2 separate regions of the Homo sapiens genome follow, and region 1 is linked to region 2. A link is a loop called in an ENCODE intact Hi-C map of the cell type or tissue named here. Cell type or tissue: heart left ventricle. All regions are shown on one strand. Links, peaks and the distances in the headings refer to the core of each region. The heading gives the core; the rest is flanking DNA.

Region 1 (11,412 bases), core at 1,683-9,682, 420 kb after region 2:
ACCAGCTAGGAAGCAGTTTATAGTGGGACTGTATTCATCACTTATATAATTAAATAATTTTCAAAAGCAACATACACAATTCTATGTAATTTTTTTAAAATGCATATATATGCATTTATATATGTATTTTCAAAAGTTTGGGTAGTATCACACCAGAAGGTTAACAATTTTTAACTCTGGCTATAAGGATTATGGGTGATATTTGTATTATTTTTATATATTCTTTTGAACTATATTTTCTGAATATCTTATAATAAGCATGCATGCATCTCTCTTGCTCTCTTTCTTTTTTTGAGCCAGAGTCTTGCTATAACGTTGAACTCCTGGGCTCAAGTGATCCTCCCATCTCAGCCTCCCAAGTAGCTAAGGATTACAGGCATGCACAACCATGTCCAGCTAATTTTTAATTTCATTTTACTTTTTGTAGAGATAGGTCTCACCGTGTTGCCCAGGCTGGTCTAGGACTTCTGGTCTCAAGCGATCCTCCCACCTTGGTCTTCCAAAGTACTGGATTACAGGTGTGAGCCACCACACCAGCCTCAGGCTTATAATTAGAAATTGATTCTATTTATCAAGAAAAAGTGTTTAAAGTCTGGTAAAAAATTAGAACATAAAAGTATTTTCTTTCAATGAAAAGAATCTCATTTCAATTATTATTTTTAACATACTCATTATCTGCTTTTAACAGTTATTTAGTTAAGAGTTTATTCCCTAAGAAACAAATATTGCAGGGCGGGCACAGTGGCTCCACCTGTAATCCCAGCAATTTGGGAGGCCGAGGCAGGCAGATCACTTGAGGTCAGGAGTTTGAGACCAGCCTGGCCAACATGGCAAAACCCCGTCTCTACTAAAAATACCAAAATTAGCTGGGAGTGGTGGAGGGCACCTGTAATCCCAGCTACTTACTTGGGAGGCTGAGTGACGAGAATCACTTAAACACAGGGGACGGAGGTTGCAGTGACCCGAGATCACGCCACTGCACTCCAACTTGGGCAACAGAGTGAAACTGTGTCTCAAAAAAAAAGAAAAGAAAAGAAAAGAAAAGAAACATATATTGCAAAGATGAAAATTTGGTTACTCAAAATCTGCCAAACTAATTACTGAGATAACTAATGAAATCATATGTAGGAAGTTCCCAATTTCTCTGTGGATTGCGTGTTTCTATTATGTGGTTATTTAGAACTTGAAACATCATGCCATAGGCATAATGCTTTAAATGTGCTTCTTAAGTTGTGCTTCTCAAAAGTCTATCTTATCCAAAATTTAGCTAAACTAGTGTGTTATTACAATAAAAGTAGTAAACAATATTTGCAATGAATAATAGTGAATAATATCTCCTTAATAGTGGCATAACCCAAACTCATTTGGAGCCCCTTGACCTGTGCTGAAATGAAGTTCCTCAAACCCCATTTCTACAGTGTGGGGAAGTCCAAGCTGCTAGATTTCTGTGAATTCCTAGGCACATATTCTCTTATGGACTCAATATCAAAAGAATGTGCTCACATTAATGCATTAATGAGTAATGTAGGTTTGACTCAAGCTTCTTTAGGGGAAAGGAAGCAGGGCTTGTATTACTCAACTCAAAGATCTATTGTAGCTGGGCACGGTGGCTCACGCCTGAAATCCCAACCCTTTGGGAGGCCGAGGCAGGCAGATCATTTGAGGTCAGGAGTTCAAGACCAGCCTGGCCAACATGGTGAAACCCGTCTCTACTAAAAATACAAAAATTAGCTGGTGTGATGGTAGACGCCTATAATCCCAGCTACGCGGGAGGCTGAGGCAGGAGAATTGCTTGAACCTGGGAGGCGGAGGCTGCAGTGAGCCAAGATTGTGCCACTGCACTACAGCCTGGGCAACAGAGCAAGACTGTCTGAAAATAATAATAATAATAATAAAAAGGTCCATTGTAGATTTTAAACTTTTGTGCACCAAAGGATACTATCAAGAAAATAAAAAGACAAGCCACAGAGTGGGAGAAATACTTGAAAATTATGTATCTGATAAGATTCTATTATCCAGAAGGTAAAAAGAATTCTTACAACTTAAAAGTAAAAAGATAAGTAACCCAATTAAAAAATGGGCATAGGGCAGGGCGCGGTGGCTCACGCCTGTAATCCCAGCACTTTTGGAGGCCGAAGGGGGGCGGATCACGAGATCAGGAGATCAAGACCATCCTGGCTAACACGGTGAAACCCCGTCTCTACTAAAAACACAAAAAATATAGCCGGGCGTGGCGGGCGCCTGTAGTCCCAGCTACTCGGGAGGCTGAAGCAAGAGAATGGCATGAACCTGGGAGGCAGAGCTTGCAGTGAGCCGAGATCACGCCACTGCACTCCAGCCTGGGTGACAGAGAGAGACTCTGTCTCAAAAAAAAAAAAAACAAACATAGCATCTGAATAGACATTTCTCCAAAGAAGATATACAAATGGCTAACAAGCACATGAAAAGATGCTCAACATTCTTAGTCTTTAGAAAGATGTAAATCAAAATTACAAAGAGATAAAGAGACGCCACTTCTCACCACAAAGAGATGCCACATCCCAGCAGGATGGCATGGCAAGGTATGGGGAAATTAGAGCCCTCAGGCATCGCTGGCGATAAGGTCAAATGGTGCCGCCACTGTAGAAAAATAGTTTGGCAGGTTTTCAAAAAGTGAAGCATAGGGTTATCATGTGGTCCATCAATTCCACTCCTAGGAGTGTAGCTGTGATGATTAATTTTGTGTCAACATACGTGGGCCCCAAGGGGCCCAGATGTTTGGTTAAACATGTTTCTGGCTGTCTTTGTGGGTGTTTCTGGATGAGACTCATGTTTGAATCAGTACACAGAGCAAAACGGGTTGCCTTCTCCAAAGCCAGCGGGCCTCATTCAACCCATTGAAGGCCTGCAAAGAACAAAAAAGGTGATGGCGAACCCGTGTAGTCCCAGTTACTCAGGAAGCTGAGGCAGGAGGGTCGCTTGAGCCCAGGAGTTCGAGGCTGCAGCGAGCTGTGATGGCCCCAGCCTGAGTGACACAGTGAGACCTTGTCTCAAACAAACAAACAAAAAACAAAACAAAAAAGAAAAATAAGAATCAGACTCAGACTGGAACTTACAGCACTGGCTCTCCTGGTTTTCAGCCCATGGACTTGGACTAGAACTTACAGCACTGGCTCTCCTGAGTCTCTAGTTTGCTGATTGAAGATCTTGGACTTCTCAGCCTCCATAATCACACAAGCCAATTCCTGATAGTAAATCATGTGTGTGTATACTGTATATATGTGTATACACATGCACCTATATGTATGTGTGTGTATATACTCTGTGTGTGTGTGTGTGTGTGTGTCCTGTAAGTCCTGTTTTTGTTCTCTGGAGAGCCCAGCCTAATATAGCATCTAAGACAAATAAAAGCATATGGTCACATAAGAACATAGACAGAAATGTTCATAGCAGCCTTATTCATAATAGCTAAAAAGTAGAAACAACTCAAATGTCCATCAGCTGAAGAATGGATAAACAAATTATGCTATATCCATAAATGGAATATTCTTTGGCAGAAAAGAGGAATGAAGTGCTGACATGGGCTACGACATGGATGGAACTTGAAAATGCGCTCAGTGAAAGAAGCCAGCCACAAAAAGCCACATATTCCATCACTTCTTTTCTATGAATTGCTCAGAATAAGCAAATACATGGTGTCAGAGAGTAGATTTGTTGTTGGCAGGGGTTGGGGAGGGGAGAAGAGTTTTATAACAGCTTATAAAGTTTACAAGCTAGGCCAGGTGTGGTGGCTCACGCCTGTAATCCCAGCACTTTGGGAGGCCAAGCCCAGCAGATCACTTGAGGTCAGAAGTTTGAGACCAGGCTGGCCAACATGGTGAAACCCCGTCTCTACTAAAAATACAAAAATTAGCCAGGCGTGGTGGTGCATGCCTGTAATCCCAGCTACTCAGGAGGCTGAGGCAGGAGAATCACTTGAACCCAGGAGGTGGAGGTTGCAGTGAGCCGAGATCACGCCACTGCACTCCAGCCTGAGCAACAGAGCGAGACTCCATCTCAAAATAAATAAATAAATGAAGTTTACCAGGTTAATGAGTAAGGAGTTTTGGTTTTTTTTTTCTGAGATAAAAAATATAAAATTGATTGTGGTAATGGTTGCACAACTCTGAATATACTAAAACAAAACCACTGAGTTTTGTATTTACAAATGATAAATTTATGGTATGCAAATTGTAAAATTAAAAAGAAAAAGTGCACAGTTTAGATCTGAAATCATCCCTTTCTCTTTTTAGGAATGCAGGAAGATGGACACACGGCTGGGGAAGTACAATGAAAGGCCAAGTAGGCAGCCTGTTCTCCTCAGATCAGTCCCCCACGAACACTCATTCCCGAGGACTCATCCAATACTAATAAGAGAATGCTCTTGTTTTTGAAGAATTTTCTGAAAGCCATCCTGACAAATTAAGTAGAGTATGCTGAAGATAGTCAGACTTTGTTTTTAAGAATTGAATATTCTGGAAGAGGCTCTTCAGTCCAATCTTTAGTTCTCTCCACAGAGCAAACGAAGTGAAGTGCTGAAGGCCTGGAGCCCGAGCTGTTCCCACACGGACTCCAGGACAGTTAAGGCAGGGTTGCCTTAACTAAATCTCTGACAACTGTTTCTTCTGTCTTTCTCCTAAAAATGGAATGCAGGCCATCTATTCTAGGGAAATAAAGGATTCTAGTTATGTGAATCCAGGAGCTTTTTTTGTTTGTTTGTTTGAGACAAAGTCTCGCTCTATCGCCCAGGTTGAAGTGCAGTGGCTCCATCTCGGCTCACTGCAACCTCCGCCACCCAGGTTCAAGAGATTCTCCTGCCTCAGCCTCTCGAGTAGCTGGGATGACAGGCACCCGCCACCACGCCCGGCTAATTTTTGTATTTTTAGTAGAGATGGGGTTTCACCATGTTGGCCAGGCTGGTCTTGAACTCCTGACCTCAGGTGATCCACCCGCCTCGGCCTCCCAAAGTGCTGGGATTATAGGCGTGAGCCACTGCGCCCAGCCGATAACTAACCTTTTATTTGACATTAATATCTAAGAAACAGCTTGTGTCCTCTTTAACCTCACTCATCCTCATGTATCTGCTGGGCAGTTGGGTGATTTTATTCTCTAAAATATGCACTCAGGACCAGGCGAGGTGGCTCACACCTGTAATCCCAGCACTTTAGGGGGCCAAGGCGGGCAGATTGCTTGAGGCCGGGAGTTCGAGACCAGCCTGGCCAACATGGTGAAACCCTGTCTCTACTAAAAATACAAACTTAGCCAGGCGTGCTGGCGGGCGCCTGTAATCCCAGCTACTCAGGATGCTGAGGCATCCTGCACTCCGGCCTGGGTGACAGAGTGAGACCCCATCTCAGGAAAAAAACAAAAGTATGTATTCAGGACAATTGAAATGAATATATTGTATAATAAGCCTGGGACCAATAAGAATGGTTTAAATTTAGTTCTCATTCCAGTTCTCACACGGTCCACATGGAAAACACAGCTGCCTGCTTTGTGTGTGCACAAGATGGCTCTCCTCGGGCAGACAGGGTCAGCATGGATGTGGAATTCTCTTGTGTTAACAATGCCTGGGTATCTGCACAGGGCTGTCCTGCAGGCCTGAGTGTTCCCAGCATGACTGGAAATCACAGTGCCCAGTAAACACCTTAGGACTCAGGAGGGAGGACACGGCCTGCCTGCTGTGTTTTCCAGCAAGCAGAGGCAGCTGTTCCATCAAGATGGGCCCCTGTCCTGAGGTGTGGCTACCTAGATGACCTCGGTAGAGGGTTGTAGGGGATGAGGAAGCCTCGCCTGGGGCCCCCATTCATTCCTAATAGCATCATTGCCACACGTCCGTCCCTTGCCTCCAAAGTCATATGAAAATTTACCCAGGCCCTTGGGCGGCTGGACAGGTTTTTGTGATGTGAGGGACACACACGGGGCACGTGGGAAGCTTGGCGGAGGCTCCAGGAACGCTGACGAAGTGTTTTAGGACCCCCACCCCCATGCTTCTACCAGGGCTGGCCTCCAGAGTGGGTGAGGGCAGAGCAGCTGCGGCCTTTTCATCCTGAGGTCTTGGCCCCACCGGCCACCGCATGGGACTCTTTCCTTGTCGGAGCTTGTAAAAATCAACCTTCAAGAAAGAAAAGGGAACTCTTCACGTTGAATGTTGACTGTGTTTGCGTGTGTGTGTGTGTGTGTGTGTGTGTGTGTGTGTGTACGCGCGTGCGCACTTGCACAAGCTTGCATGTGCGTGTTTACTTCACAGGATTTTGTTTTTGTGAAATTCCCCTCCAATTATGTGTTAGAATTTACCTCCATGCCCCAGTCACACTGTTGGTTCTGCGCTCTGAACCTGGGTGTAGCTCATTTGAAGGACTCTCTTCTGCGTTTCCTAACAGACATTTGGTGGTCTCAAGAGTTGAGGTTGTGGACGGTTGGGAGAAACTGAAGTTCTATACATTTCCTTAGATTTTACATCCTGCAGTTAAAAGGCTGGAAGGGCTCAGCCCGGGCCCCGCAGCTCCAGCCCGTCCCCCACAGGCCGCCCACAGTGCCCCCATTTCTCTAGCTGTATCTTTTTCGAACAGCCCGGGAAAGGAAAGCGGGTTCGCTTGCGGATTTTGTTCACGGCGGAAGCACCATGTTCTGTTTCTTGTTCAGGTTCAGTTTATTGTGTAAATGGTGTTTTTTTCTGGTGTGAGCTTTGGTGATTGTGGCAGGGCTCCTTTGAGGAGACGGTTCCACCTCGTGGTCTGAAGAACAAACTGGAGAAGAATCTGGTTTGGCCAGAGGCCCCCTGCGGCCCATGTCACCCTGAGTACACCCCTCTGATGCTCTGCCGTCAAGAAGCACGTTTCCATCAGCTGTATTCAACACCACAGTGCATTTTAAAACTATATTTGCATCCAAGACAATAAAGAAACCTTATTTTTTTTTTTGAAAAGCAAAAGAAAATTTACCCAGGCCTGGCAGATTTGTTAACATCAATAACTAAATCTAGACCTTTTGAAAATATTTGGAGTGTTTGAGAATTAATCAAAGATCTGAATGTGTCAAGTGCAACCACCATTTGGAATTGGAAAACAAAAACGTTACCAAGGTTTGTTAGCATGGCCACGTGGCCAGGGTGATGGAGGAGTTAGTAGAGGTCCCTGTGTACACGGTACAAACCCGGGGAGAAAGGGTGCAATTTAGAAGTTTTGGCCTTACCCATCCCTCAGCTGTCCTGTCCCAGGCCTCTGCTGTACCCTGCAGCGCCAGCACAAAGCTAAGTCTGTCTTAATGGCCGGATTCCTCCTGTCCTCCTTAGAGGCCACAAAGAAATCCTTCCTTCCTCACGCGCAGAGCAATTTTAGTGATCTGGTTTCTACTCCCTGCAACCACAATTAAAACACACACACATAATGATAATGCACCCCCGTGTGCCCAATATGTTCTGCTCATTGTTCATTTTCACTGGGCTCTTTCAGATGAAAATCTCTGCATATATTATTGTTTACTCATTGAGCAGACATTTACTCAGCAAATGCTGTTAGGCAGTGGGGTGCAAAGATGAAGGCAGTGGTGAGACGCACTCCTGAGCATCCACCCCACCGCACTGCTTCTCGGCCCCCTGCCTCCGTCCAAGTGGTTCTCTCTGCCCGGTACCCGCTTCCCCACCCTCAATTTGTTAACTCTTACTGCACTTGGACATCACCTCCTCACACTGGAACAGCCAGGCTGGCTTAGGGTCATCTCCTCCCTATTCCCACACATTAGTACCTTTATATATGCCGCAGGGAACTGAAAATACCTCCTAAAGAAAGGGAAGACGAAAGCTAAGAGTAAACCACATTATTTTTGGTGTAGCTACCAAATCTTTTAGGTTCAAAGATTTGATTTCTCCTGACGGTATGGTCTGAGTGTCTGTGTCCCCTCTCCAAATTCCTATGTTGAAATCCTTTGTTGAAACACTGCCTTCCAAGTTGATGGTGTTAGGAGGTGGGGTCTTTGAAAGGTGATCAGGTCAGTCATGGGGGTGCAGTCCTCATGACTGGGATTGGTGCCTTTGTAAAAGAGTCCCAAGAGAGACTCCTTTCCCCTTCTATGTGAGGAACAGCGAGAAGGTGCCGTCTATTAGCCAGAAAGCCTGGCTCTTTACAGACACCACATCTGCCTTGAACTTGAAGGTCCAGCTTCTAGAACTGTGAGAAATAAATTTTTGTTGTTTATAAGCCAGCCTGTTTATGGTATTTTGCTATAGCAGCCTGAATGGACTAAGACAGTCCTCAAGGTTCATCCGTATTATAACATATGCCAGGATTTACATCCTGTTAAGGCTGAATAATATTCCATTACCTGTTATACCACCTTTTCTTTATCCATTCATCTGTCCCTGGGCATTTAGGCTGCTTCTACATCTTGGCTATTATGAATAACACTGTAATGAACATGGTGCACAAATAACTCTTTGAGATCCTGATTCTGCTTCTTTTGGACATATACCCCAGAAGTAGGATTGCTGGGTTATATTATGTCTATTTTAATTCTTTGAGGAACCTCCATATTGTTGTCCATAGCAAGTGCACCATTTTACAGTCCCACCAAAAGTGTCCAAGAGTTCAAGTTTCTCCACGTCTTCATCAATGCTTGTATTTTTTTCTTTTAATAATGGCCAACCTAATGGGTATGAGGTGATACCTCACGTGGTTTGTTTTGTTTTGTTTTTGAGATGGAGTCTCACTCGGTTGCCCAGGCTGGAGTGTAGTGGTGCGATCTCGGCTCACTGCAACCTCCACCTCCCGGGTTCAAGTGATTCTCCAGCCTCCTGAGTAACTAGGATTACAGGTGCACACCACCATGCCCAGCTAATTTGTGCATTTTTTAAGTAGAGACGGGGTTTTATTATGTTGGCCAGGCTGCTCTCGAACTCCTAACCTCAGGTGATCTGCCCACCTTGGCCTCCCACAGTGCTGGGATTACAGGCATGAGGCACTGTGCCGGCCTGTTTTGTTTTGTTTTGTTTTGTGAGATGGAGTCTCATTCTGTCACCCAGGCTGGAGTGCAGTGGTGCAATCTCAGCTCACTGCAACCTCCGCCTCCAGGCTCAAGTGATTCTTCTGCCCCAGCCGCCCAAGTAGCTGGGACTACAGGGGTATGCCACCACGCCTAGTTAATTTTTGTGTTTTTAGTAGAGATGGGGTTTCACCATGTTGGCCAGCCTGGTCTTGAATTCCTGTAATCCTCCCGCCTCGGCCTCCCAAAATGCTGGGATTACAGACTACATGTGGTTTTAGTTTGCATTTCTCTGATGATTAGAGATGTTGAGCACCTTTTCATACACTTGCTCACTTGTATATCTTCATTGAAGAAATGTCTATTCTTTGCCCATATTTTTATTTTTGTTTATTTATTTATTTAATTTTGAGACAGAGTCTCGCTCTGCTGCCCAAGCTGGAGTGCAGTGGTGTGATCTCAGCTCACTGCAACCTCCACCTCTTGGGTTCAAATGATTCTCCTGCCTCAGCCTCCTGAGTAGCTGGGATTATAGGCGCCCACGACCACGTCCAGCTAATTTTTGTACTTTTAGTAGAAACGGGGCTTCGCCATATTGGCCGGGCTGGTCTCGAACTCCTGACCTCAGGTGATCCGCCCGCCTCGGCCTCCCAAAGTGCTGGGATTACAGGCATGAGTCACCGTTCCTGGCCTAGTTTTATTTATTTATTTTCAGATGGAGCCTCATGCTGCTGCCCAGGCGGGAGTACAGTGGCATGATCTCAGCTCATTGCAACATCCACCTCCTGGGTTCAAGCAGTCCTCGTGCCTCAGCCTCCCAAGTAGCTTGGATTACAAGCACGTGCCACCATGCCCTGCTAAGTTTTGTATTTTCAGTAAATACAGGGTTTTGCCATGTTGGCCAGGCTGGTCTTGAACTCCTGACCTCAGGTGATCCGCCTGCCTCGGCCTCCCAAAGTGCTGGGATTACAGGTGTGAGACACCCCGCCCAGCCCATTTTTAAAAAATTTTTAATTTTTATGGGTACATAGTAGGCATATATATATATATATATATATATATATATATATATATATATATGATACTCGCATTTTGATACGAGAATATAATGTATAATAATAATATCAGGGTAAACGAGGTATCCCTTGAACATTTAAAAATATATATTCTGGATGTTAGCCCTTTATCAGATAAATGATTTTCAAGTATTTTCTCCCATTCTGTAGGTTTCTTTTTCACTGTGTTGTTTTCTTTGCTGTGCAGAAGTTTTTGATGTAGTCCCATTTGTCTATTTTATATTTTGTTACCTGTGCCTTTGGTGTCATAGCCAAGAAATCATTGCCCTTCTCCTAATGTTATGAAGTTTCTCCCCTATGTTTTCTTTTAGTTTCGTAGTTTCAGGTCTTAGGTTTAGGTCTTTAATTCATTTTGAATTAATTTTTGTATATGATGTAGATTAAGGGCCCATTTTTTTCTTTCCTACGTGGATATGCAATTTTCGCGGCATCATTTGTTGAAGAGCTATCCTTTCTTCATTGTGTAGTCTTGGCATCTTAGTTGAAGATCTTTGACAGTAAACATGAGGGTTTATTTCTGGGCTCTGTATTTTGTTCCATTGGTCTATATGTCTGTCTTTATGCCAATTCCATATTGTTTCAATTACTATAGCTTTGTAATATGCCTTGTATTTTGTTCTGGGCTCTGTATTTTGTTCCATTGGTCTATATGTCTGTCTTTATGCCAGTACCATATTGTTTCAATTACTCTAACATTGTAATATGCTTTGAAATCAGGAAGCGTGAGGTCTCCAGCTTTGTTCTTTTTCAAGGTTATTTGGGGTCCTTTTAGATTCAATATGAATTTAGGATTTTTTTTCTGTGTCTGCAAAAAAAAAAGCCATTGAGATTTTGATACAGATTGCGTTGAATCTGTAGACTGCTTCAGGTAGTATGGACAGCTTATCAATACTAAGTCTTCCAATCCATGAACATGAGATGTATTTCTATTTATTTGTGTCTTCTTTAATCTCTTTCAGCAATGTCTTATCATTTTCATTATATAACTCTTTTGCCTCCTTGGTTTAGTTTATTACTATTTTATTCTCTCTTTTTTTTTTGTTTTTTTTTGTTTTTTGAGACGGAGTCTCGCTCTGTCACCAGGCTGGAGTGCAGTGGCGTGATCTCGGACACTGCAACCTCTGCCTCTCCGGTTCAAGCGGTTCTTCTGCCCCAGCCTCCCAAATAGCTGGGACTACAGGCTCGCGCCACCACGCCCAGTTAACTTTGTATTTTTAGTAGAGATGGGGTTTCACCATGTTGGCCAGGATGGTCTCAATCTCTTGACCTCATGATCTGCCTGCCTTGGCCTCCCAAAGTGCTGGGATTACAGGTATGAGCCGCCATGCCCAACTTATTT
Region 2 (11,412 bases), core at 2,277-10,276:
GGGGTGTCTGCACAGAGTCCTATGATGTGAACCATCTTCAGGTCTCTCAACCATGGATAGCAGCACCTGCTGTGGTGGAGGTGGCAGGGGAGTGAAATGGACTCTGTGAGGATCCTTAGTTGTAGTCTGTTTACTGCACTAGTTTTGTGCTGGTTGGCCTCCTGCCAGGAGGTGGCATTTTTCAAGAGCCCATCTGCTGTGGTAGTATAGGGAGGATCAGGTGGCGGGCAGGGCCCTAGAGCTCCCAAGACATTATGTCCTTTGTCTTCAGCTACCAGGGCAGATAGAGAAAGACCATCAGGTGGGGGCAGGATTAGGTGTGTCTGAACTCAGACTCTCCTTAGGCGGGGTTTGCTGCGGCTGCTGTGAGGGATGGGGGATGGTTCTCAGGACCATGGCCTTCTGTTCCCATGAGGATTATGGATGCCTCCGCTGTGTCACACAGGTCACCAGGGAAGTGAGGGGAAGCTGGCAGTTACAGGCCTCACTCAGCTCCTACACAGCCCAAAAGGCCAGTCTCACTCCCACTGTGGCGCCCCCATCCCCCACAGGACAGCACCGAGTTTGTTTCCAGGCAGCTGATGAACAGGACTGAGAACCTGCCCCAGGCTACCAGCCTCCCAGCTGAGAAAGCAAGCAGGGCTTTCAGGTTTCAAGCTTCCCCGCCTGCCGCGGCTTCTGTGCTGTGTCTGCGCTCCGATTCACCCGTCGCCCGAGTTCTGTCCGGGAAACTTCGCGTTTGGTTAAAATTGTTACAAAGTTCAGCTGGAAGTTTCCTTCTCCTTTGGTCTTTCCCCAGTTCCTCTGGCAGCCCTCCCTAAGGACCTCTGGAAGATGAAGTCAGAAATGGCTTCCCTGGGGACCGAGGGAGCCCACAGGGCTCTACCTACGGCTTCCTCAACCCCTGTATTTTGCACGGCTCTCTAAATTATCTCAGTTCCAGGTAAGGTCGATTCCTTCTCCTGTAATCTGGACCTTCAGTCTCCCCAGTGAGGGTGTGTGTTCAGGGGTGGATGATCCCCCTTTCACACTTTGGGTACCCACAGTTTGGGGGCTGTCTCCTGGGGCCTGCAGGAGCAATCCACTTCTTTCAAAGGGTCTGTGGATTCTCTCGCTTTCCTGGTAGGTTCCTGCGGTAGTTCTTGGAGCAAAAGTTCACCGGTGTGAGTCTCCACACGCTGCGCTGTCTGTCCGGGTGGGAGCTGCAATTTACTCCTGCCTCCTATCGGCCATTTTATTTGACCAGATGTAAACTTGTTTTGTCTTGCATAGTCCAGATAACTTGATCTTTCTAAACTTCCTATATTGATGTTTCTGTTCAAATAAACTAATAGTACCTCCATATAAATTTTTAGATTTAGAGAAGTGTAAATAAAATGTGTTCAACTAAATTGAATTAAAATTCTAACAAACTTTGTTATACCAATAGTAATTATGTTCTGTGGTATGTTATTTCACACATAATTTCCAAAGTCCTTAATAACCTTAAGACCTTGGATTTATGTTGACTGAATTAACAATCTCTAAATACTCATTTCTTCTTATTTTTATATGCTGTAGTGTAGCTACACCTTTGGGCCGTGTTAACAGATGTTCAGCTTTGCCACTTTGCTGTACGTGTTGCAAGGGGTCTTCTTCTATGTGTTTGTGAACTTCTCTGGCTGTGGTGGACACGGAGGTGCCGGGCCAGGTGCCCCTTTGAGGAAGGACTTGCTGCCGGCGCCCTCATCAGCAGCACGGAGCCGCCTCACCTGAGACCCACATGGCCTGGGCCACACCTGCGACCGAGCCCCACCAGCCAGCCAGCCAGGACCTCTCACTGTCAGCTCTGGCCTGGGTGTCCCCCGCTGGGCCGGCCAAGGCTTTCTCTGGGCTGAATTGTGCCTTGACTTCTCCCTTTGCCCAAGTTTTGTGCCTTAAAAACCGTCTGCACCCCTAGCTCCATCTCAGCAATTGCTTCCAGAGGCCCCCACCTTCGGGGAGACGCTGTCTGCTAAAATGGCTTGTGTGACAACAGATGGGTCTCTATCCCCACCTCCCAGCTCTACCTGCAAATGGAAGTTATTGGCTTGGGTTAACATTTATAACTAACATTAGTGACTGAGACTACACTAGGAGCAATAGTGGCAAAGAAATATGATCGTGCATTCAATGGGATGTGCTTTTGTTCACCAAGGATAAAGAGATTCGTTTTGTCTGAAGTGTTTGTTTGCTCCAGAATGGGAAAGAGAGTAGTGAAAGATACAACTTGAATGAAAATAGAAAATTATGGAAGTTTTAAAGAAAGTAAACCTTATTTTCCTTGATTCCAAATATCTGCAAATAATGAGTCTGAAAAAAAAAAACAATGAAATGTGTTACAATTTGGGCAAAATTTGTTCATACTTAATGGGTTTGTTCGTAAGAAAAAATAAAAGCATATGAATCGTTTGCTGCCAAATATTACATTAATGCCAGACTAGAATTGGGTCTTGTCTCTGTTAAAATGACAGAAGTGGTCTTGTAGTATTTAGTGTGATATTCAAGAAGTGATAATAGGCCGGGTTTGAGAGCCTTTGGAAGTGGGATTGAGTGGATGCATGAAGGAAATCTGAGCTTCGCCACTGTTATTTTTTGTGTTTTCTTTGTGATCAGTATATGATGAAGCCTTTCTCCTTCTTCTGGATCTGTCTTTAACCTTTAGCTTAATAGACTATGCTTTTGCAAGCTGAAACAAAACATTCTTTAATATCTTACTCATCTCTTAGGATTTGTAAGTATTTTTCTTGAGGTTCTTTGCTTTAATTGGCATTAATTGCAAAGATTCAATAAGAATCTGTCCTTTTTTTATCAGGATATAATTGGACAAATTGTGTGACCAAATTGTTTGGATTTTTATAGCGTTATATTTGAGAAAAACTTGTGTGTGATCAGGCGTGATAATTGCCTCATGGAGGACCAAAGGTGGAACTTCGGACGGGTGTCCACGCCCCTAAGGCCCTCCCTCTGCCCAGAGCAGGCTGAGGGCCCACATGTGCATGGGAAACAGCGGGGACAGGGGCAATGTTTAGCCCTGGGAGGGGAGGCGTGGGGCGGGCTCAGCAAATGTCTTCAAAGAGGTAAGGCTGGAGGAACCCTTCCTGGCATTCTCTGTCGTTGCACATGGGCCACACCCTGAGGGGGCTCCTTGCCCTTCAGTGTTCCCCACCGGACACATCTGGGCGATCCAATTTTCTGCTCCTTTGAATTGGGCTCCTCTCCTGCAGACCCTCTGTCTGCCGTTTGTGCTGGGACTCCCAGAGTGCCGGCTTCCCCACGGGGCAAATCGGATCAGCCACTTGCCTCAGAAAAACCCTTTCTCATACTCGGGAGGCTGAGGCAGGAGGATCGCTTGGGCCCAGGAGTTCCAGGCTGCAGTGAGCTGTGATCACACTGCTGCACTCCAGTCTGGGCAACAGAGCCAGCTTGACGTGGCCTCCCGGCCTTTCCTCTCTCCTGCTGGACTCTGACGCTTCCGTTCCCACAAGGCATGGGGCTTCACACACTTTTAGGCCTCAGGGCTTGTAGTGCCCACCTCCCACCCGGTGTGCCCCTTCCTTGGCACAGACATTTCCAACTCCCTCACCAGGCTGCTGCTGTGGAAGGGGCTTTGTGACCCCACGGCCTCCGTGGCTGTGCTTTTACCCCATCCAACTTATAACCATGGTGTGTGGCTCAGTCCCCTGCCTCGATTGTCTTCTTATTTTGGTATCCAGCAAAGAGCACAACCTATGGAAAATGCTCACAACTGTGCTAAAAAACAAACAAATCAAATCTGGTCTAAGTCTGTCATTTTGCAACCGGAAAAAAGAAGTTGTTAAGAAGTACTGTGACTTGCCTGAGATCCTACAACCAGTTAGTGGCAAAGCTGGGACGAAATCCTAACTCTCTCTGGGCTTCTCTTAACACCTGCAATTCCTGGTGGCTGTGGGGACCAAGCTGGAACTGATGACCTCGGTTCCAGGCAGGTGCATGGGGTCTGCGTGTGGGAGAAAGCTGCTTAAATAGCAGTGATGCCAGGGCACAAAGCCCGACAGGTGGGGGACCCAGGTCCCACCCTCAGCCCTCCCCACTGCCTCCACCTCCTGGGATGTGTGATTTAGGCAGAGCCTTCAGCGCTGCAAGGCACGGGGTGGTGCTGGCTGTCTGGGGGGTGGGAGGAAGAGGTGGAGGCGGAGAAGAGGATGGTGATGATAGATAATAGCTATCACCCAACATAAAAAATGCTTGCCTTCCAAAAGTGGGTCTCTCACTCCTGGGACTATTTGGCCAAAGGCCAAGACCCCCGTGGGAGGCAGGGAGGGGATTATTTCCCTAGGGAGAGATCTGGGCCACGTGGACTCTGCACCCCCTTCAAAGCCAGGGTTCCCACTATGACTGGACAGACAGACCTGAGTACACTGCCATGGGGAGGCTGCTTGGAGCTGAGAGGGTCAGGCTCCAAGGAAAGGCTGACTTCACGTCCCGCTGCATGGTTCCACAAAGGGGTCCCAAGGAGCCCGTGCTCACAAGGCTTCGAGGTCATCTCAGCTCTTACAGAACAGCCACGCATCCCCCGGACACCCAAGATCTATTCTTGAGACCTTTTTATGACTCAGGGTATTTGAGCCAGCAGGCAGCTCACTCTCTCTGTGATTCCCCATGCACCATGTGCCAACGGTGACATGCTGACTCCAGGGCTCCAGGTTGCCTCTGGCAACCAGCACCATGCAGAGGGTGTCACTATGAATGACAACACTGAAGGGACAGTGCCTCCCAACAAACGGAACGCACACAAACATGAAATTCAAACCCCTCGTCTCGACATGCTAAGCCCTGTCCTCATTGGTGTCTAGAATGGGGTGGTGATACCCTGAGGACAGAATGCGTGGCTCCCGTAGCTTGGAGTCCAAACACTGCTGTTCCCTGCCGCTAACCTCTGGCACCCTGCATTCTCCTCGGAAGGTACTTTTGTACACAGACCAAGAAACAGTCGGTCTAGGGGGCAGGCCAGCCATCAAGGGGGAGAGAAAAGAGGCCTAGAGGAAGGATGTAGAGACCTGGGCTCTGGTACTGGATATGCCCCCACCTCCTGTGCAACTGGAGCAGGTCACTTAATCAGACCTTCAGCTTCCTTATCTGGGAAGTGGGGATCTCATCTCACTTTGCAAGATTATTCAAGTCAAATTATCATCTCCTTAGCCAATACTGTAAGCAATGCACACTTGTTTAAGGATTTACTGCCTGGTAAGCAGCCCTTTTACTTTTTTCTCTGAGAGGATTTTAGTCCTTTAGCCATTGAAAGAGCCAACCCTGGATTACCCTTGCCAAAATAAACCACTTCCTACTCAAAAACACATCTCACTTCACACCACTGAACTGGACACTTAAAAATGGTTAGAATGGGCTGGGCGCAGTGGCTCACACCTATAATCCCAGCACTTTGGGAGGCCGAGACGGGCAGATCACGAGGTCAGGAGATCGAGACCATCCTGGCTAACATGGTGAAACCCCGTCTCTACTAAAAATACAAAAATTAGCCAGGCGCGGTGGCAGGCGCCTGTAGTCCCAGCTACTCGGGAGGCTGAGGCAGGAGAATGGCATGAACCCGGGAGGCGGAGTTTGCAGTGAGCCGAGATGTTGCCACTGCACTCCAGCCTGGGCAACAGAGCGAGACTCCGTCTCAAAAAAAGACAAAAAAACAAATGGTTAGAATGGTAAATGTATGAGGTGTATATTTTACCACCCCTGCCACACACACACATCACTTCCTATTCTCGCATCCCGCCCTGGAATATTCCTCCCATTCCTGCACTGTTGGAGTCCCCCAGCAGCTGGCTCAAGCCCTGCCCTCCGATGGTGCCTCCCCTGCCTGCATCAGGCCACAGGCCCTTCCTTCATCCCCACATTGGGACACCTCTCACCCAGTGACTGCAACAACTGGGGACCCTTTGCATCCCCAACAAGAGTGCCACCGCCAGAACGCATAGACTGGGACCCCTAGAACACTGGTCAGCAGCACTTTATGCAAGAGAGACACTCAGTGTATGTTTGGCAATTGGCCGATTTCTCTGTTCACAGTGAAGGAAGGGGATGAGGCTCAGGCCTGCGAAGGACATGACTCCTTAGAAGCAGTGGTCCTCTAGCTCTTCACCATGTGAATTTTATTCACTGCTTCCCTGTGACGCTCATATTTGTTTTCTATTGCTGTCATATAAGTCACCACAAGGAAGTGGCATCACCAACATGGTGGAATAAGACGCCTCAAGTGTCATTCCTCCCAAGACACTGACTTAACAATATATGGTCCAAAAAGTCTGCATGAGAACTCCAGAAACCATTTAAGAAGTGGCAGCACCCCAGGCAAACTCAAAGCCAGAACAGCCACTTTGAAAAAGGTAACAAAAGCCATTTTATTTCAACCCCAAAAGCCATTCCTCAAAGCAGCACAATCAGCAGAAAGCACCCCGTTCACAGCTTCTCCGTCAAGGGAAAAAGAGAAGACTGGAGCATGTGTCCAACAGTCTAATTTTCAGGGGCTGCCTGAGGCAACGGTTTTTGTCTCACTTGAATTGGATCACTGATGGAGCTGATATACTTTGGATATCCTGGGAGCCACAGAGAACAAAAGAGCTCAGTGGCTTCTTGCAGCTCCAAAGAACCTGCAATACTTCGTACAGACACCAGAGGGAGTAAGAGATTACAAGCTCCAGAAAAAGAAACCAGAAAACCCCTCTAACTGGGAAATGACATGCACACGCCCAGAGAGAACACATCCCAAAGGTTTGAGAGGCTTCTGGAATCTCCAACCCAGATGATTGGTGAAAGTTTTCCCTTTATCAAGTTAGTCCTAAAAGACTGCCATAGGTGGCTGGTTTTCCAAATGCACAAATCACGGCATAAAATAGTAAGACCCATGGAGAAGCAAGAAAACATGGTTGAATCAAAGGAACAAAATAAATCTCCAGAAACTGACTCTAAATGAATAGAGGTCTATGAATTACCTCAAAAATAATTTCAAATATTTCTCTTAAAGAAACTCAATGTACAACAAGAGAACACAGATTAACAACTAAATTAAATCAGGAAAACAATGCATGAACAAAATGAGGTTATCGACAAAGAGATAAAAACAGCAAAAAAAAAAAAAAAAAAAAAAAAAAGAGAGAGAGAGAACTAAACATAAATTCTGGAGCTGATGAATCCAATAAGTGAATTGAAAAATTCACTACAGGGGCTGGGCACAGTGCCTCAAACATATAATCCCAGCACTTTGGGAGGCCAAAGCAGGCAGATCACTTGAGGTCAGGAGTTCAAGACCAGCCTGGGCAACATGGTGAAGCCCCATCTCTACCAAAAACATACAAAAATTAGCTGGGCATGGTGACATGTGCCTGGAGTCCCAGCTACTTGGGAAGCTGAGGTGGGAGGATTGTTTGAGCCCAGGAGGTGGAGGCTGCAATGAGCTGAGATCATGCCACTGCAGTCCATCCTGAGTGATAGAGCCAGACACTGTCTCCAAAAAAAAAAAAGAAAGAAAGAAAGAAAAAGAAAAGTTCACTACAGGGATTCAACAGCAGACTTGATCAAGCAAACAAACAACAAAAGAATAAGCAAACTTGAAGACAGGTTTTTTGAAATTATTAAAGTAGAGAAATGAAAGGAAAAAGAACGATGAAAAGTAAAGAAAGCCTAAGGGAATGATACAACACCACCAAGCCAACCAATACATGTCATATGAAAGTCCCAGGCAGAGATAAGAGAGAGAAAGGGGCAGAGAGCTTATTTGGAAAAACAATGGCTGAAAACTTTCCAAATCTGAGGAAGGAAACAGATATTCAAATTCAAGAAGTTCACAGGACTCCAACTTGGATGAACATAAACAGGTCCAAACAGGTCAGAAGTCAAAAACAAAGACAATTTTGAAAGCATCAAGAAAAAGTGATTTGTCATATACAAGGGAGCTTCCTTGAGACTATCAGTAATTTCTAAGGAGAAACATTATAGGCCAGAAAGTAGTAGAATGATCTATTTAGAGTGCTAAAAGAAAAAAACTGCCAACCAAGAATACTACAGCCAGTAAAATTGTCTTCAGACTTGAAGGCAAGAACTTCCTGTTTCAAAATGGCAGTGTAGAAGCAAGCTGGTTTCACTCCCCTCAACCCCCTGCCCCAGAAAACTGAAAAATATATCTATACAGCACTGAGAGTCTCATCAGCAATATCTCAGAACTCAAAAATGAAGATGAGATAGTTCCCAGGGCCACAGATAAATAAAGATACTCTGAGCAGACAGAAAGAGAACTGGACTTCCACATCTGTGATGCCCGTCCCCTCATTCGGCCTATCACCAAGCACGTGGAAATATTTTCCCCCAACTCACAGTTTCTACACTGGAAAAACTGCGATCAAGGTGGACAACCAGGTCCCCCACCATCTTGGATTCTCTGGCACATTTGACCCTGCCTTAGCCCATGGAAAGCATTATGAGTGCCAGAAGGGAGAAATATCCTTGGGGACAGGCAGAGACAAAATGGGCAGGCAGGACAACCATCCTCAGCCCTGGAAACTCTGCTCTGTAACTTGGCTAAAGAAGACACCAAATCAGAGAGGCTGTTCAGCAGCACCACATGTAAAAGATTGATTTCACAGGTCTCCTGGGCATAAACCCTTTGCCAGCCTTCCGATACTGCTGGAATATCCTCTTTGGGGCCTCCCCCATTCAAGAAGGGCAGCATTCATATCATTTATTACAGCTTGGTGAACCTGGATTTAAGGCACCACCTACAGCTGTAAAGGAGCCAGGCAACCTAGTGGTAAAGAAGCTCTACAGAAACATACCCAATACAAGCCAGACAAAGAAGACTTAAATAACTAATCCCTCAATGCAAAGATGTAGACTACATCCACAAGAAACAACTGTGAACAGGGAACCATGACCTCCCCAAATAGAAAAAGCAAGGAACCAGTGACTGATCCTAATAAGATGGCAATATGTGAGCTCTCTAAGAATCCAAAACTGCAGGGGTTTTTTGTTTGTTTGTTTTTAGAGACAAAGCCTAGGCTTGGATGCAGTGTCATGATCTTAGTTCACTGCAACCTCAAACTCTTGGACTCAAACAATCCTCTCAAGTAGCTAGGACTACAGGTATATGCCACCATACCTGGCTGATTTCTTTTTTAATTATGTTTTTTGTAAAAATGGGGTCTCACTATGTTGGCCAGCCTGGTCTCAAACTCCTGGCCTCAAGTAGGTCTCCTATCTCAGCTCCTCAAAGCACTGGGATTATAGGTGTGAGCCATCATGCTCAGCCCAAAACTGCGGTTTTAAGGAAACTCAATGATCTTCATGATAACACAGAAAAGCAATTGAGAAATTTAATAAAAAGATTGAAATAATTAAAAAGATCACACATAACTCTTAGAACTGAGAAATACATGTGCTGAACTGAAAAAGTTATTAGAGGCTCTCAACAGCAGAATGGATGAAGCACAGGAAAGAATCGATGAGGTTGAAGACAGCCTATTTGAAAATACATAGTATGAGGAGAAAAGAGAAAAAAAGAGTGAAAAGGAACAAAGATTACCTATAAGATATAGAAAATTACTTCAAAAAAACAAACTTAAGAATTATTGGTGTTCAAGAGGGAGTTGAACAAGAGTAAGGGGGGGTAGAAAGCATATTCAAAAAGAAAAATAGAAAACTTTCCAAAACCTGAGAAAGATATAAATAACCAGGTACAAGAAGGTAAGAGATCACCAGATTCGACCCAAATAAGACAAACTCTGAAAGGTCAAGAACAAAGAGAAGGTCCTAAAATCAGCAAGAGAAAAGAAGCAAATCACACATAAAGGAGCTACAATTTGTCCAACAACAGACTTCTCAATGGAAACCATACAAGCCAACAGAGAGTGAGACCACATTTTCAAAGTGATGAAAGAAAAAAAACCCCTGCCATTCAACAATACTGTACCCAGCAAAGTTATCCTTCAAATATGAAGAAGAGATAGTCTTTTTCAGACAAACAAAACTGAGAGTTCACCATGACACCTGTCTTACAAGAAATGCTAAAGATAGATCTTTAATCTGAAAAAAAAAATACTAAAATGCTAAAAGGAAAAAATAAAAAATGAAAAACATTTGAAGGTATAAAGCCTACAGGTAAAATTAAGTATTCAGCTCAGACAAACCCAGTATACCCTAATATTTGAATTGTTCTGTGCAATCCACTCATAGCTCTAGCATGAAGTCCAAAAGACAAATATATCAAAAACAATAATAGTTATAGCAGCCTGTTAAGAAATAGGTAATGTAAAAATATGTAAATTGAGACAAATAAAAGTTGAAATGTGGGGGTGTGGAGTTAAAGTGCAGAATTATTTTGTTTTTTTCTTTGTGATCTAAGATAAGTTGTCATCTCTTTAAAATAACTTATAAGATGCTTTTTGTAAGCTTCATGGTAGCCATAATCCACAACCTGTATAGATTTCCTAAAAATAAGAAGGAACAAATTAAAACATGCTACAAGACAAAATAAGTTAACAACAAAAGAAGGCAGTAAGAAAGGAAGAAAAGGAGAAAGGATGTACAAGACAACCAGAAAACAAGGAACAAAATGACAGTAGTAAGTCCTCACTTATGATGAATCACACTGAACATAAATGGACTCAGTCCTCTTAGATAAAAGGCATAAAATGGCTGAATGAATAAAGAAACAAGACCCAAATATATGCTGCCTACAAGAAACCACCTTCACCTATAAAGACACATAGATTGACGGTGAGGGGGTAGAAAAAGATATTTCATGGGACTGGAAACTAAAAAAGAGCAGGTGTAGTTATATTTATCTCAGACTACAAATCAAAGCCTGTAAAAAGATACAAAGAAGGTCACTATTTAATGACAGAGTAAATTCAGCAAGAGAATATAACAATTACAAATACGTATGCACCCAATACCAGAGCACCCAAGTATATAAAGCAAACATTGACAGATCTAAATGGAGAGATAGACTGAAATATAATAGTAGGGGACTTTAATACCCTACTCGTTAATGGACAGATCATCCAGACAGAAAGCCAAAAAAAAAAAAAAAAGTTAAACTATACCCAAGACTTACTAAGCCTAACTGACATTTACAGAACATTTCACCCAATTATTGCAGAATACACATTCTTTTCATCAGCACATGGGAATAATCTCCAAAATAAACCATATCTTAGGCCACAAAACAAGTCTAAACAAATTCAAAAATGCAGAAATCATATCAAGTATGTGTTTCTGACCATGATGGACTAACATTAGATATCAATAATAAGAGGAACCTCAGAAACTTCACAAGCACATGGAAATTAAACAGTGTGCTCCTGAATGATCAATGGGTTAATGAAGAAATTTAAAAGGAAATTTAAAAAT

The links. Hi-C counts contacts between places; a loop is a spot of excess contacts. Peaks named below come from ENCODE experiments on the same cell type or tissue, not always from the same donor. Only the 100,000 strongest peaks of a DNase experiment are listed, where the experiment ranks them.
Region 1: a loop joins it to region 2, with 5 times the contacts of the local background. A loop is called at or near these places in 28 of 110 quality-filtered maps.

What each region holds. Positions count from the first base shown.
Region 1 is chr18:12,732,790-12,744,201 of GRCh38, reverse strand. It overlaps LINC01882 (long intergenic non-protein coding RNA 1882), which reads left to right. Exons shown (of 2, transcript NR_110763.1): 2 at 4,272-4,716. Among named protein-coding and RNA genes, the nearest start is that of LINC01882, 11 kb to the left of the region's middle. RefSeq lists a silencer at 9,704-9,870. In heart left ventricle, for the core only: no CTCF peak of the experiment used is centred there; a DNase peak (open chromatin) is centred at 5,957.
Region 2 is chr18:13,154,957-13,166,368 of GRCh38, reverse strand. It overlaps LOC124904254 (a long non-coding RNA gene), which reads left to right and starts at 648. Exons shown (of 2, transcript XR_007066299.1): 1 at 648-943; 2 at 1,561-2,430. RefSeq lists a silencer at 21-206 and enhancers at 1-565, 566-1,139. In heart left ventricle, for the core only: a CTCF peak has its summit at 6,679 (motif pointing right); no DNase peak of the experiment used is centred there.